Linked DNA regions of Homo sapiens: region 2 is linked to region 1. Evidence: read pairs that join two places in POLR2A ChIA-PET (ENCODE). Cell type or tissue: MCF 10A. All regions are shown on one strand.

Evidence for each region. Peaks named below come from ENCODE experiments on the same cell type or tissue, not always from the same donor. Only the 100,000 strongest peaks of a DNase experiment are listed, where the experiment ranks them.
Region 2: POLR2A ChIA-PET joins it to region 1 with 7 read pairs; 2 of 35 experiments call an interaction of 5 or more read pairs at or near these places.

Annotation. Positions count from the first base shown.
Region 1 is chr10:113,104,301-113,109,300 of GRCh38, forward strand. All of the region lies in intron 5 of TCF7L2 (transcription factor 7 like 2), which reads left to right. Among named protein-coding and RNA genes, the nearest start is that of SNORA87, 61 kb to the left of the region's middle. In MCF 10A, a CTCF peak has its summit at 4,337 (motif pointing left); a DNase peak (open chromatin) is centred at 2,861.
Region 2 is chr10:112,746,167-112,751,166 of GRCh38, forward strand. All of the region lies in intron 7 of VTI1A (vesicle transport through interaction with t-SNAREs 1A), which reads left to right. Among named protein-coding and RNA genes, the nearest start is that of MIR4295, 110 kb to the left of the region's middle. In MCF 10A, no CTCF peak of the experiment used is centred here; no DNase peak of the experiment used is centred here.

The sequences.
Region 1 (5,000 bases):
CAGCCTCCTCTTGCCATCCTGACTTGTTTAAATTTATGGGTTGTTGGCAAGCAATTTTTTGATGCTATTCTTCTCATAGCCAGAGGCCAAGATCCCTTGTGGAGCAGTGCCTGAATTTAATAGATGTCATCTGGACACCAGGGAGGGGCATTGAGAAGCACTGGGGGAAAAGTCTTAGAAGTGAGATTTTACCCCTAACGCCGTCTCCCAGCCTCTTATTTATCCTTTTCAGGGCAATGCAGCCTGTGATTTTTTTGGTGGTACCATAGTGTCATATACCATACTCTACAATTCTAGGACAAAGGACACAGTGTCCTAATGGTCTTGCAGATGGCCTAAAATACATATGGTAAGCCACTTATTTAATTTGATCTCAAATATCTCAGCATTACTGAGCTCTACACCTGGATGTTTACAAAGCCTGAAGATCTGTACCCACTGCTGTAACATCAGGTGACACTCAAGGAACACAATTCTACTCTTCTGGCTGTCTGGGGTCTTGGGTCCCAGGCTAGGGTCTAAGGCAGACAAGACAGTACCATCCCATTAGCTTGGTACATGAGGCTTAAACAGTTCCTCGAAGTCATGGGGTGAAGGAGGGCACAGTTAACTCAGCCCCCGCTTATTCAAATATCAGATTGCTGGCTGATAGTCTCCCTCCCTGCAATGTTGGCAGGAAGCAGAAAAGAAGGGAAGATTGTGACAATAACTGTTGCAAAGGCCATTAACTTGACTTTGTGGGACAGACATGTAGGTCTCTCTTTACTGCTTCTGGACACAAATTATGGGAAAGCCTGCACAATAGGTCTCATTAACTTCCAGAGTGACATGACAGGGACTCCAGCTTTTGGGACAGCTTGAGTCCATTTAGTAAAATGTTATTGAGGACTTCTGTGCCAGGCAGGGTTCTGGTGTTGGGGACAAGGGTGTGAGTGAGAGGACTGAGTTGTTGCCTTTAGGAAGTGTACCGTCTAGCCAGGAGTAACGGCTTGAGTCGAAGTCGGCTCCCATTGGGCCTCTTAGGGAGTCCCAGTTTGCTCTGAGGCCTGCTCCTCTCTGGGAAGAAATCACCTTGAGAGCTTCTGGGATTTGGAACTCCCTGCATGGTTGGATCCCTTCCATCTTCATGTGAATTGTCTTGGTAATGAGGCTGCCCAGGAAAGCCATAACACAGGGACATTTGGTGGGCAGGTCCACTTTCGAAGTTCTGGGAGTTACCGTGGCTATTGTTCTGACTGCAGTCTAGATGCTCCCAGGCCCATTTCTCTCCTTTTTCACTCTTTAGTTCTGCCTGGTGACCAGGGAGGTGCCCCGCACCTCACCTGTCTAGTGGGGTTTCCCACCACACTTCCAATTCTTGCTCATTCAACATCAAGTCTTTGCTCTGCCTTTCTTCGAATCACGAAGATCCTGTCTGCCAGAAGCATCCCGTCCAGGTTCCAGGCAGACGACAGTCTCTGAGCATTCCAGGGTCTTACAGTTTAGAAAGAGGAGAGAGCAAGAGAATCTTAAAAGCACCATAAGCTGGAGCTGTTTAGAATAGAGCAAACGGCCCTTGGGGCTCTGGCAATTGATGTTTGTAATTAGTATCCTGATTTATTAAGAAGAGTTTGTTGTCTCCAGGATTAAAACAAAACAAAACAAAAAAATAGATTCTTTAGGGAGATTAATTGGGACTGTCCTGTGGGTAAGGAGATAGTAAGAAGATAGCAGTAAGTGGAATGTTACCTAACAGGTAAGGTGCAAATGGGCTCTGAGGTACTCCCTTGAACCTGGGCTTCTGACACAAGAAAAGTAAAATAACTCAGGTCAGGGAAATGGACCTGAGTGCACTGAGAATATTAATGCAAACAGACCCCAACCAGAGTAATGTGTTCACTGTGGTTGGGGTGGGTGGGTTTGTAGAATCTGTTACAGAATCTTGGAATTGTGAGAGCAGACTGATAACTCTAACCTGACCACTCTTCAAATCCTCTCTTGAACAGTGAGGAAGCAGAGGCTCAGAGAAAGAAGACTGCTGTAAGATCAAGCAATCGTGTGTAGCCAGACAGTGGGAGAATCAAGACTAGAATCCAGATCTCTTGGTTTTCCTCTTTCCCCTCGGCCACCTCCGATTCAAGGGAGAGTTTAATTTTGTGAACCATTCCTGTTAAGTGCCATTAATTTCAAGGTCTTTCTGGATTAGTGTGTGAAATTCAGTGTGTTCAGTATGAATTCACTTATTTTCCACTTGAAATCCTGATTTTTCTCGGATGCCCCGGGTGTTGATATGATGATCAGGAGGCTCGTGATGGTGATGAGGATGGATTAATATAATCATCTCTGCTAAAGGTTAACGAGAAAGCAGTGAGCTGGAATTGATACATAAAAAACACTGAAAACTTTTCAAGCAGTGAATGTGCTTTAGCGATACATAGACAATCAGATCTTACCATTTATGTGTGTATTTTGAATGATGAATGAATAACTAGTCTTTCCCAGAGGACTGGTATTTGGGAATCTTTTTATAAAGTGTTGCTTTCTGGGCTTTCATTAAAAGCTCAAACATAGAAATGTATGAAAATGATCCTTTGAAAACAAGTTTGGCACCAACACTATGTGAGAAAACTTGAAAAGTATATAGGTTGTGGATCACCAGTTCTCGAACTCAGGACCACCCTGACTGAGTTGACCATGATCAGAATGGATGCAAGAGTTCACTGGTTTTATAATTTTTGCGAAGAGCTGTCTTCTGCCCTTAGCACTCCCATGTCCTGTAACCAGGAAACAAGCCGGTGCCCTGGGTTGAGTTCAGCAAGTTTGTTTTGACTTGCAGCCCATCATGGGAGTGAAACTCTCATTATGTAATGTTAAACTGGGCCTGGAATGTCAGCAGAGCTTGGCCTGCCAAAGCTTGAAGGGTTGGTTGGGAATGGACTATGTTTAGTATGACTAATCCAGCTCGGCTGGGTACTGGGTGGGTGGGTGGCTCTCTGAGGAGGGAGGTATGACTTGGGCTATTTCAAATCTTAGCACTTTGTATAAACTCTGTAGTCCCTCCCCTCACCCCCTTCCCCTCCCACAAAAGAAGTTAAGCCTTACTGACCAACCAGTACAGTCAGGGGCTGTTGACTGATACCCAAGCCTTGATGTACACATTTGTGGTCAAGACATCAAGTTGCGGCCGGGCGTGGTGGCTCATGCCTATAATCTCAGCACTCTGGGAGGCCGAGGCGGGTGGATCACGAGGTCAGGAAATCGAGACCATCCTGGCTAACACAGTGAAACCCTGTCTCCACTAAAAATACAAAAAATTAGCCGGGCGTGGTGGCGAGTACCTGTAGTCCCAGCTACTTGGGAGGCTGAGGCAGGAGAATGGCGTGAACCCGGGAGGCGGAGCTTACAGCGAGCTTGCAGTGAGCCGAGATCGCACCAGTGCACTCCAGCCTGGGCGACCGAGCGAGACTCCGTCTAAAAAAAAAAAAAAAAAAAAAAAACAACAAAAAAATCAAGGTACATCACTTGCAATTAGGGAAATAATGCTTTTGGGTCCTGTGAAATAATGGTGTTTCTTAAAGCAGCCTATATTGGTCAAGCGTTGCTGGCAGGGGCACTTAGTAATTAAAGCAATTACACAAAGTAAACATTAGGTTCCTTAATAAAAATAGCAGTGAACCCTAGTAAAAACTGAATGTAAGGAAAGAGGTGGGCTATTTTCCTAATAAAGATTCCAAAGTATAATTTAGGGTCTGTCGGCTGACCTTCTTGGTCTTCCTTTGAGAGCCTCCAGCCCCCTTTGCCCCCATACTTCCCCACCAAGCTTCCTCTTGGCTCTTCTTAGGGGACAAAAGAATCCCGTTTTTATGCAAATGTTTTTAGCTGGAGGTAGAATAATCAGGAACCATGTTTGCACAGTGATCCTTAAACACAATGTGGACCCCCCCACCCCACCAGGCAAAGGTTGCATTTTGGTGAGGATGACAGAGCCCCCAGCCTCTGCTCCGCCTGAGGTGAAGTGGGGAATCGCTTTTGTCCCTTCCCTGATGAATGGGTGTAAAGTGTTCACTGAACCTGGAAACACCTCCTTTTGTGTCCGGTGCTCTCCTAACACAGGCCGTTAAACTTGGGGCAATCGCTCATGGTGGGGGATTGAATGGGGCCATTGTGGGGGGGAGGGGTGCACACTGAAGCCATTGTGGGCATAGAGATGCCATTGTTTTCTCAGTATTAAGAAAAGGAGTAGGACTCTAGGGACCTCCAGGCATCAGTGTGGCCGACCACTGCACTGACTGCTTTTCTAGGTTTGCATTATCCCTGAGGAACCCCCTAGCCTGAGAGGTTGGGCAAGGTCAGCCTAGGCTGGCAGCACCGCGGGGCGCCCCCTGCAGTATGGACGTGGTATTCCCTTTCCGGCCTCTGCAGGGCCAGGGCGCTCCATTTCTTCCCAGGACTGCCTGCCCTGGTCGTGGCCGTCATTTCTGCAGGGAGGTTGCTGTTTTCCTCCAGGCATCGGAGTTAAAAAGCATTTGTTCAAAAATCACTTCTTCCACTTTAGGAATAACATATTCTCCCATTCCCTGCCGGTGACTTTTTCATTTAATTTTCGTTTTGCCATATGGTCTTTCAGAGGCACTCTGATCTTAATTATAGTATTCAGCCTTTGTTTATTTAAAAATCAGAAGGCAGATAGGCTATTGAGGGTTTATCTGTACTAATTGTACCACCATACCTGCCAACTGTCCCCTTAACCACTACAATCCCTGCCGACAGTGTGTATACACAAACACACGCGCGTGCACACATGGGCCACATAACGTAATGTGTTGATCAGAAAGGAGCGTATTTCCAGCTTTAGAATTGCCGCACTGGCATTTTCCATCATGAACCCCTGCCATGTAGTGTTGACTTGAAGGGGATTTAGCCATGGGATTGGGAAGAGCAGGGAGTTAGGGTCAGAAGACCTGAGCTCAAATCCTGATTCTGCCACTTACGGTGTTATCTTGGGGAAACAATTTTATTCC
Region 2 (5,000 bases), 360 kb before region 1:
ATGATATAGAATTTCAGATAAATCTGTACGAAACAAAACTCACTGCCTCTACTCCACCCATGTTTTAGAAACCATGTTGCTCCTCATTCATCTGGGAGTATTTCTCAGCATGCCCCAAGGACTGATAAATATAGTACAGTCCTTAGGTTTATCCTGGTGTCCCTAAGAGTCACAGTTCAGAAATGGTGGGACACTCTTAATTAGAAGGGGGACAGCCAGCAGCGACCCTGCTTTCAGTGCCCTGGCACCTACAGAAAAAAGCCTTTCTGTCTGATAAACCCTCTGGTGTGTGCAGCCCACCGCTGTACACATGGGCGGAACTCGCTCTCACAGAACAAGTGTGTTTGCCAAAACAGGGAGTGAAGTGTCTTGCAAGGCCACTTGTTCCAGAAGAAAGACAGGATAAGGGAAGTGGCAGAAACTGTGATAGGGAAGGAGTTTTTCCACGCTAACAAGCGTGAACCGATAAGCCTGACCTTATAGACAAATGTTGAGGGTCCTAAGAGCACCTCTCAGGCCAAAATTAACTGAGCAAATTTGACTTGGCTTCCCATTTTATAATGGAAAAAATTCCTAGGGAGAAAGAAAACTCAACATTGGCTGCTATCACGGCTGATGGATTTGACTTCTTATCTGCCAGATTTTCCTACTAAACAAGTCAATGGAATCACTTTCTAATATGTCCGAACTAGAAGGTTGCATGATAAAAATATGTTAATAATATTATCATTCTTACAGTCCCTGGGCCAAGAATGTTTACAGTCCTTATCTCATTTAATCCTCACAAGAACCCTCTGGGGCTATTTCAATTTACAGATGAAGACAGTGAGACTCAGAGAGATCCAGTCACTTACCCAGCGCAGTCACACAGCCAACAAGTGGTGGAGACCAGATTTGAACTAGGGCAGTCAGATTCGGGGGCCTGTGCATTTATCCACTGTTACACAGTGAGGTCCATCTGAATCTTATTCCTGTTTCCCTCCTCGGGACTCCACCGGGCCTCCAAACACTTCCCATAAATGGGGAATGCCTTAAGACACTCTCTGAATGTTACCTGTGATGTGGGTAAAGCAAACAGGAGCTGTTTTTATCATCTGCCACAAGTATTCTTATTAGCATGCATTGCTTGATGACGGGGATACGTTCTGAGAGTTCATCGTTGTGCGAACATTACAGAGTGTGCTTACACAAACCTAGATGGTAAAGTCTACTACACACCTAGGCTGTAAGGTATATCCTATAGTGCCTAGGCTACACTCATGTACAGCATTTTACTGTCCTGAATACGATAGGCAGTTATAACACAATGGTTAAGTATTTGTGTATATAAACATAGAAAAGTTACAGTAAAAATACTGTATTATAACTATAGTTTCCGTTGTTGACCAAAACGTTGTTAGGTGGCCGATGACCGTAATTGTTTTGTTTTGTTTTCTCTTGGGGTGCCTAGAATAAAACATAAGAATATTGGTAAGGGAGCAAAATAAATATGTATTGGTCCCCGAAAGGCTTGATACATGCTTGATTCTTCACCCTTACCTGGAGACTGGGTTGTGTAGAAGGAGGCCCTCAAAGAGGAATACGGAGAGTATGGCTTCTTCCTTCTGGCAAACTCAGAGTTCAGTGCTGCCCCTTTGGGGGCTGGAACAAGGTTCCCCATGTGTTTCTCAGTTGTACCTAGCAATTTCCCTAGGAAGTTTTTGAAGTTTCCAGGGTTGGCAGCCACACTCATATGGCCCGGCTGGAGGGTACAGTGGCAATCCAACGCCCAGACAGGGTCCTGGACGTTGGACTCCTAGACCAAAGCGGAGAGGAAGTGATGGGTCAAGGCGACAACAGGGAGCCTTAGGAGAATGTGTGCTCCAACCCCTCATCTCATAGGTGGAGAAACTGAGGCCCAGGTAGAGGAAGTGACTTGCTAAAGGTCACTCAGCTAATCTTGGTGGAGCCAGCACTAGGATTCCTGACAAGAGACCCCTTCCACCATAGGCTGCTGACATGCCCGGCTCAGGGCAACATCACCCACCCAGACAGGTACCTCCCACGGCAAAGCCTAAATACACAATGTTAGATTAGTCATACAGCAATCCAATTTGGGGTTGCATTTGGAAATTGTACTGGTACTGAAAACAACAATAGCCAGAGAGGCTTTGCCCATTTTTCTCAGGTGGCTAGATTTTCAGTGTAGAACACTAAAAAAGCTATTTAAATTAACTCTATTTTATTCGTACAGTTGGGGACTCATCTATAAAAACACATGTTGTCACATTACCTGAGCCAGTCAAGTTTTCTCCAGATTTATATTCCACAGCAGAGATGCAGGGAAGTTGCCCAACAAGTCCTTTATTACTTATTCTGAAAGCCAAGATGTGCCCTGGATAATTATACACATGTACAAATAACCCACACACAAATGACACCTGTTACTCTTTTTTTTTTTTTAATTTAGAAACCTTTTTTTTTTTTTTTTTTTTTTTGAGACGGAGTCTCGCTCTGTCGCCCAGGCTGGAGTGCAGTGGCGCGATCTCGGCTCACTGCAAGCTCCGCCTCCCGGGTTCACGCCATTCTCCTGTCTCAGATTCCTGAGTAGCTGGGACTACAGATGCCCGCCACCATGCCCGGCTAATTTTTTTTTTTTATTTTTAGTAGAGACGGGGTTTCACCGTGTTAGCCAGGTTGGTCTCGATCTCCTGACCTCGTGACCCACCCGCCTCAGCCTCCCAAAGTGCTGGGATTACAGGCGTGAGCCACTGCTCCCAGCAGAAAATGTTTTGTCTTACATGCTTTAAGTATATTCTTATCAAAACCTTGGAGTTACAGATTTAGTTCATTCGAATTATGGAAAAGTCTACCGTATGACCCAATGAGTAAAACCAATCTTCGTTGTCAAATAAAACAACCAGGTAGACTGATTTTCTAACAGAACAAGTCTGACATGATTTTTTTTCTGTTTAAATATATGCATTAATACATGAACCAAGGACAACCACATCACTTCTGTTCTAATTCTAGGGTAGTTGCGAAGCCAGTCCAGTGGCCTTAGGTGGATTTATGGAGTGTGGAGCTTTAAGCCTGTCTGTGAATTTGGCATATGGGGCAGAAGGCACTGCCACCTTCAGTACTGCTTACTGACACTCTATTTGCTTTGTCCTCACAAGACTTTCTCAGAAAAACTACATTCTTTGAAAATGAGGGTAGGGGGTGGAAAACGTGAAACCATGAATGAAGATTGTCAAAAGTTGCACCACCCTAGTCTACAATACATCTGAATTCAGATCATCCCAACAAGGGTTGAATGCTGCTTCACCCTTGATAGGAATATGTGTAAGACAGGGAGGAAACTCAGAGCTGTAGCTGGGATCTGTGGCCCTTGATGAAAGGAGTAGCTGCTTACAGCAGTCCTTCGTATTGCCTGTTTGCCTCTATGGAGGTTTTTACACTTCAGGCAGAGCTACTTAGTAAAGTGGGAGAAGGCATTTAAGGAAAGAGAGGGAAAAGAACTGCAAGATACCTGGATTGCTTTTAGCAAATAATACATATAGGAGGGACCTGGAAATCAGTTCCCTTAAACTTAGCTATGCTCTAGTTTGAAGACTTCAAGAAAAATCCTTCTAGATACTGACAAGAGGCCATATACCCAGGCATTTTTTGCAGCACTGGAGTAGCAGAAATTTAGAAGCAACATAAATGTTCATCATTTGGGAAGAGGGTCGATGCAGTAGCATACTATATAGCTGTTAAGTGAACCATGCACACATATATGCAGTTTGAAACTTACATTGAGTCAAAAGATAATTTTCAAATATGCTATACACAAAGTATTATGCATGTTGATATATATGTAGTAAAAGTATAAAAACAGGGACAAGCTTCAGGTTAGTAGTTACCTGGAGGTAGAGATGAATGAGGAGGAACTGTCACATGTTATCTTATCAAAAGACCAGCTCAGCCTTCCATGGGATTAAATCAATTATTGTCTTTGGGGAGAAACAAAGAGACTGACTTTTTTTTTTTTAGTTTTGTTTTTGTTTTTGTTTTTTGAGGTAGGGTCTCACTCTGTTGCCTACACTGGAGTGCGGTAGCACGAGCATAGCCCACTGCAGGCTCAAACTCCTGGGCTCAAATGATCTCCCCACTTCAACCTCCCAAGTAGCTAGGACTATAGGCATGCACCACCATGCCTGACTAATTTTGTAATTTTTTTTTTGGTTTTCTCGTTTGCTTGTTTTTTGAGAGAGGAGGTCTCACTGTGTTGCCCAGGCTGGTCTGGAGCTCCTGGACACAAGCAATCCTTCCTCTTCAGCCTCCCAAAGTGCTGGGATTATGTGAGCCACCACACCTAGCCAAGACTGATTTTTAAATCTGTGTCTTGTGCAACACTCTAATGGCAGAAAGGGCTTTAGAGTTTCAACTTAAGCTTTTGTGGGAGAACAAACTAACTGAGCTGCCTCTCACCTAGGATACTCCTACAGCCCAAACTACGAGTTCAAGAGAATTCTATCTTGGAAAGGACTGAGTCTTATTAGACTGCTTATCCCTAATACTCTGCAGAGTCATCCCTCATTTATTTTTTAATGAAATTTGACAAAATATGTACACTAAGTCTCCTGTAGAATGGCCATAATTTGTGCTTAGGAATGCATAATTTTATCAGGATCTCTGTAATTAGATATTGTGCAATAGAATAAAAAGCAAATACTGTGTGTCCCATGGCAACCTCGGCCTTTAGTATCTCACTATCTTTGAGATAACAAAGGTTTCCACAGACACACGTACCACATGGGATTTTTAAGTAGACATCCAGGAAGAGAACGAAAGTTCCCCTGTTGGTTTTCCCCTATTTTTAAGTGTGAGTGTATGAATGTGTGTTTTGTTCTCTTCCTTTTATATTGCCTCCTGGATTTGGGTTGTTTTCCTTTATCTGTCCGGACTGTAAATGTGGATATGAAGGTTCATAGTCCTGTAGAATAACGTCAGTGCTTGAGCTAGTGTTTGGTGTG